2 separate regions of the Mus musculus genome follow, and region 1 is linked to region 2. The links are chromatin loops, found by intact Hi-C in ENCODE. Cell type or tissue: gastrocnemius. All regions are shown on one strand. Links, peaks and the distances in the headings refer to the core of each region. The heading gives the core; the rest is flanking DNA. Region 1 overlaps Nav2 (neuron navigator 2). Region 2 overlaps Nav2 (neuron navigator 2).

Region 1 (2,902 bases), core at 111-2,610, 82 kb before region 2:
TTGTGTGAGCAAATGGGTAAACACAATAAAGGAGACCCTGCAAATTTTGTGGGTCTCACCTTTGAGGCCCCCCAGCCCAGAAGCATACATCTATGTGTGGCATCTAAGTTTCTGCAGAGGAGTAAGTACCGACTCTATTGGTTGATTTTTTACTTGTCTCTCTCACCAGACTGTAAGTCCCACTAGGGCAAGGCCTGGCACCTCTCTCTACACTCTAGACTATCAGTGACTATTCTGATGCTTAATACAGAAGAGACTTTGCACAAATGACCTTAGACATGTCCCGGAACATGAAGGGTGTATGATCAAGAGTGGGGCTGTTAACCATACTGCTTTGTCTCATTTGAAATTAGTCACCCGCGAAAAACAAATAAAATCTAGCAAACCTTTCCAGTTAGTAAAAAATCCACTCCTGCTAGCAAAGATCTCTTTCCTTAGGATTCATCCTTCTCCTTGAATCCCACGGCTCAATGCCCACCTCAGGGGGAGTGAGTGACAGCTAAGAGGAGGAGGGGCTTAGTTCAGCAGCTCACCTAGCTACTCACCTGGGGGAGGGGGGTGAGTGACAGCTGAGAGGAGGAGGGGCTTAGCTCAGGCCCTCAGTCAGTTCCTTGTTACTACAGACAGAATTTTTCCTCCAGGCCACCAGGACCTTACTGAACATACTTAGCCGTTCTTGGGTCTACAGTCACCCTCCCAAGTGGAGGAAAGAAAGCAGGGAACCTATGCCTGGACGGGAACATCTAGACAATCGAAGCATCTTTACACTTCTAACAGGGTACCTTAGTTCAATGGTTAAGAGCATTGAATGCTCTTCCAGAGGACCCAGTTTTGATTCTCAGCACCACAAGGCATTTCACAACCATCTGTAATTTAGTTCCAAGGGCTCTGATACCCTGTTCTGGCCTGTGCCAGCATCGAGGGACGCAATCTGCACACAGATATACACATAGGCAAAAATACCCATATTTATAAGACAAAAAAAAAATTTTTTTTAAAGTTAAATTAAGAAAAAAGAATGCTAGACAGAGATGAGATGTAGCACAAGACTTAGACAGCAGAGGGCAGCAGAGGCTCACTGTCGTGGGCTACTGAAGCAAGATGGTTGTGTGAATTTTGTTTTGTTTTGTTTTCTTTCTTCTCTCTCTCTCAAAGCCTCGCTTTTCCCAAGCTGAGTCTCTATAGGCTGAGGGCCTTGCAACCCAGTTGTCATTTCTGGAAAATACTATGATTCTCCCATCACAGTCAAGGCAACAGGCTCAGGACACAGAGGGACCTGCATCACCTTACAAAGAATTAGGCAGGCTACGGACGCTGATGCTTGAGCCTGCGTTATCATCCGCAAAGCTCAAAGAGCCTCTAAGCTACAGAAACAGGCATAGGCACTGCTGAAACCCAGCAGGAGCTCCTCGGGATCCCGGTGCACAACATCCTTCAGCATGGCCACTCACACAGGCACAACAGTCACAGACAGGCTTACCAACAATTGAGGCTACCTTCGCCAATACCTTAAAACGGATATTCTTGCTGCGACCCTTCACGTACTGCATCTAGAGGCTGTATCCCTCCCACACCAGGCTGGTGTTCTAAAGAACATCTTATCTGATAGGTTGGTTTCAGCCCTAGAGAGTCTGTCTTCTGCAGAGAAGGGCTCAAGTGCCTTCATGAGATGCCCATCACCAAGTACCAGCTGTGGCTGGACTAGAGGTTCACAGCTCAGTTGCCCCTCTCCCCTCTTGCAACGTGAAGACAGGCCTTCCATGTCCACAGAGGAGTTCATTTCATTTACTCCAAAATAAATTTATCTTTAAATGTAGATGAATACTGTCAAATACACAAGTTAGGAGGAAAAAAATGTTTTTAAAGAATATTAAAATGGAATGAACCTAGCCTTGCAGATCAAACTGCGGTAACCCTGACTAAGAGAGCACCCAGATGCCTAAGTGTATTCCCCTGCTAATGAAGCTTAAAATGAAATAGAACTCATGTACATGGGATGCTCTCTGCCTGACAAACAGGGGCAGGAGAAGCACTGGACTGATGACCTGCAGATCACACGCACAACAGGCACTCATCTCACACCCCAACACAGACTAAACCAAATTCGCATTTTGTCTTCTCATCCGACTCAGTTTCCTTTCCTCCTTCTCATTCTTCCTGCTCCCCAAAGCAAGGACAGCGTTCAGCGAAACCGTAAGCTGGTGTGCTGATTTGGTAGCACGTCCATATTGCAGAAAAGGCAAACCTGGCCACACAACCGTCTTGTTTCCATGAGAAAGGGTGAGCCCAAGCGCCACCATTCATAGCCTTACACACACCCAAGGGCTTTCCTGCCCCCTCTCCCCAGGGCTTTCCCGAATTCTGCAGCAGATAAGAAAATGGCCCCCAAAGACAGCCAGAGAAAACACACCAGACATAATTTTGTTCCCCTTGATGGTTGGCTTTTGTTTAATCCTAGTGTTAAGGACAAAAGCTGGAGTGTGAGGCTTTCATAGTTCTCCCTGGTGTCTGCTCTCCTGGGCAGAAAGAGACTCCAAACTCTTTAAGAGCCACGAGCACAAAGAACTGACTAGGGAAAGCTGAAACCCTCAAAGCACTCCTGGCCTTCTGCTACCATAGACACCACCTTGCGTACCTGCAGCCCAAGTAAGGGGTCAAACCCCAGCTCCTTGTTTTCTATGAGCTCAGCTGGCACAAGAAAGAATGAGAACATTTTAAAATAAAATACAACAATGACTTGAAGACTGGCAAGGTAAAAAAACACAAAACCAAAGTTGGCTTTGAAGTCCCTGGCTGTCAGTGAACCCAGTTATCAAGTGCTGGCTCTGAGAATAAATTTAAATATAGCTGTGATAAAATGGATATAAAATTTTCATGGCTCCCCATTTTTGAGCTCCTGCTG
Region 2 (2,902 bases), core at 88-2,587:
TCCCCAAGATGATGCTGTTTACTGCTGCGCCTACATAGGGTTAGACATCTAAAGTCAAAGAGACGGATGCCCAGTTCCCTGGCAACCTTGTTGCTGTGACGAGCCAGCACATCTGGAGGATGAAAGCAACAAGAAAAGGCAAAGGGGTTGGCAAGATGCCTCTGCCAGTGAAGGCACTTGTGGTGCAAGTCTGGGGATGTGAGTTCAAGTCCCCAAACACACACAAGCAGAAAGAAATACTGACTTTGTAGAGTTTTTCCTCTGAGAAGATTCAGAGGCCTCAGGACAGCTGGGTGGTCCCAAACCCTTGTCAAACCATCTTTATGAGGGGGGCTTTCCCTCACATCATTCATATTCCTGCAACACAGTGTCTGCTCACAAGGCAAAGGCTGTAGGGCTTACACATTTGACCGTTTTAAGGTCAGTTATATACAGCATTCAACTAAGCACAAAGGAACACCACTCTTCTCCAAAGAAGGCTTGCCACCTTGGGAGGCTAATGTTGTCTCAGAAGTTGGGCTAGCAGCTTGATGGGGAGGGGGCTTGATGGGGAGGGGCCGGGGGAGCTTGAGAAGAATAAGCTAACGGGGAGCTCCCACTCATGAGGCTATAGCTTCTTGCCACTCTCTTAGACCCTAACAAAATGACCACTCTGATTGTTAGATCGCACTGGCATGATACCAGTGCCCAATACTGCCATCAGCTGTGTGTGACATGAATCATCTGAATGCTAAGGAGATACTAAAGAAGAAAAGTGCATCTTGCCTCTTTGCAGTGAACACAAGCTCCCATGTGGATTCTCCACACATGGGAAGCTGGGTTGTCCTGGCCGGGGGCAGGGAAGGCTGTAATACCCTTCCTAAAAATGCCATGTCACAGCTGGCTGGGTGTGGTGGTCCATGCCTTGAATCCCAGCACTGAGAGGCAGAGCCAGGTGGATCTCTGAGTTCAGGCCAAGCTAGGACAGCCAGGGCTACACAAAAAAATTCTGTGTCTCCAAGAGAGAGAGAGAGATAGAAGAAAATATATATGCCAGAGTTGCCAGGGTCTTAACAGGTAGGAACTCCTTCTAGCTCCCCTCTCAAATCTTTCAAGTCCCCAAACTTTGAAGCCCTCTAGACTACCCCTCTACACCTCCAAGCCTTGACACAGCCCATCTTTCTCCCCATTGCACCTGCTGAGGCCCCACTGGGAAGCCAGATGGAAATGGCCACACCTGTTGCCATAGTGACCCTGCACATCTGGCCTCTGGCTTCCTCTGAATTTGTGCAACTGTATCTTCTCAGGCCACCAATAACTTCCAGACATACCCTTCTCCATCTGCTCTAAAGACATACATACCATCGAGCCTTCCTGCGCCAGGACACTTGACACAGAAAACAACGGGGGTGGGGGTTGAGGGGGGTGGTGAAGAGCCATCTCTCAGAGAACTCAAAGCCTTACCCAGCGCAGACAATAAATCCGAACCGTCCTCTCAACAAAAGCCCAATTCAAACAAGCTCTCCCCAGACACCCCTGCCAATGCCCCTCACTTGCTCACCACTTTATAATGGTCACAGGAATCACGACTTTGGTCCCGAGCAGGGACCCATACGTTGATACTTATTGGCATAACTGGACCCCTGCTGGCAGGCAGTAGTGTGATCCTCAGCGGTCAAGCAGCCGGTGCCCTCTCTAGGGGGTGTTTAGTTCAAAGCAGTGTGGAGGCGTGTGAAGCCTCCGAGGTTAATTTTAGCTGTGGTCAGATTTCCTTACACGGGCCACCTCCTGAACAGCCGCAGCTTACGTTACCCCAACCCTTGGGGCGGCCTCCTGGCCCCCTGCCCTGGCTTCTTGGTGCTGTGATTCCTGCACCTCCGTCACCCCCACCAGATTCTCTTAACCCTCTAAAATAATCCAGCTCTCTGTGCTTACATTTTCATGACACATTCAGGGGAAATACATCACGGTTTCTTTGGCTGCCCCAAGCAAACAAACCTGGGGAGCCGCCCCCTCCCTTATCCAGTGCTTGGCAGAGACTACAGTGGATGTTCGGGCTGAGCAAACTTCACCGAAGCCTGCAGGCTTCCAGCTTCTACACGGTTTCCAAACCCTCCCAACTCACCGGGTGCCTCCGTGCTTCTCATCTTTTGCCTCACACCCTGTTTCCTGCCCTTACATTACATTGCTTCTCACAGTCCACAGGGAGGAGCGTCTACACGCTTGAGTCCTGCAAAGAAACGGAGTTCACCTGGGCTTAGCTTTCCCAGGGATCTTGACAAAGCTACGGGGACCTCTGCCCCGAAGCTACAGGGGCCTCTGCCCCGAAGCTACAGGGGCCTCCGGCCGGATGCTGGCCCCAGGTGTTAAGCAATGGAAGAAAACAGGCTTTAGGAAAAGAGTCAGCAGAAACCGATCTTTTAAGCTCTTACATCCTGCCAAACTTCCAGACAGAGGCATGGCGGCTTAGCGATCTAGTCTGTGCTGGCCTGCTTGAAATGGCCTTGTTTCAATGTAGTCAAGAAATGGGAAAACCACACAATCTAGAGTGGCCTCTTGTGACCTCCAAACAAATATCTTGTAGACAAAACACAAGGTGTTTAAGACAGGCATGGAGGCCATGGCCATCCTCCATAGGGCACAATGCAGTCTTTGCCTGCCTTAGCCCTCCTTGTTATTCTCCAGGGTGTCTTTAGGCCCCTGCTGCAGATACTCAGGTACTCTTTGTGTGAGAAGGTGGGCATGATTAAGAAAGTGCTTTCCTGGGCTGTTACTGGTGTACCAGGCAGCTCACAATTGCCTATAACACTAGTTTCCAGGTGGCTCACAACTGCCCTCTGGCTGGCTCTGCAGGTACCTGTATTCACACAGTACATGTAAACACGTGCAGGTGTACACACACACACACACACACACACACACA

The links. A loop is a pair of places that touch in the nucleus more often than their neighbours do. Peaks named below come from ENCODE experiments on the same cell type or tissue, not always from the same donor. Only the 100,000 strongest peaks of a DNase experiment are listed, where the experiment ranks them.
Region 1: it touches region 2 in a loop (2.6-fold over the local background); 3 of 42 quality-filtered maps call a loop at or near these places.

Annotation. Positions count from the first base shown.
Region 1 is chr7:49,424,423-49,427,324 of GRCm38, reverse strand. All of the region lies in intron 6 of Nav2 (neuron navigator 2), which reads right to left. Among named protein-coding and RNA genes, the nearest start is that of Gm51447, 12 kb to the left of the region's middle. In gastrocnemius, for the core only: a CTCF peak has its summit at 1,056 (motif pointing right); a DNase peak (open chromatin) is centred at 1,056.
Region 2 is chr7:49,342,267-49,345,168 of GRCm38, reverse strand. All of the region lies in intron 1 of Nav2 (neuron navigator 2), which reads right to left. The region is part of intron 2 of Gm51448 (a long non-coding RNA gene); the gene reads left to right. Among named protein-coding and RNA genes, the nearest start is that of Gm51448, 6.9 kb to the left of the region's middle. In gastrocnemius, for the core only: a CTCF peak has its summit at 1,629; a DNase peak (open chromatin) is centred at 1,751; H3K4me3 peaks cover 2,357 bases; H3K27ac peaks cover 2,500 bases.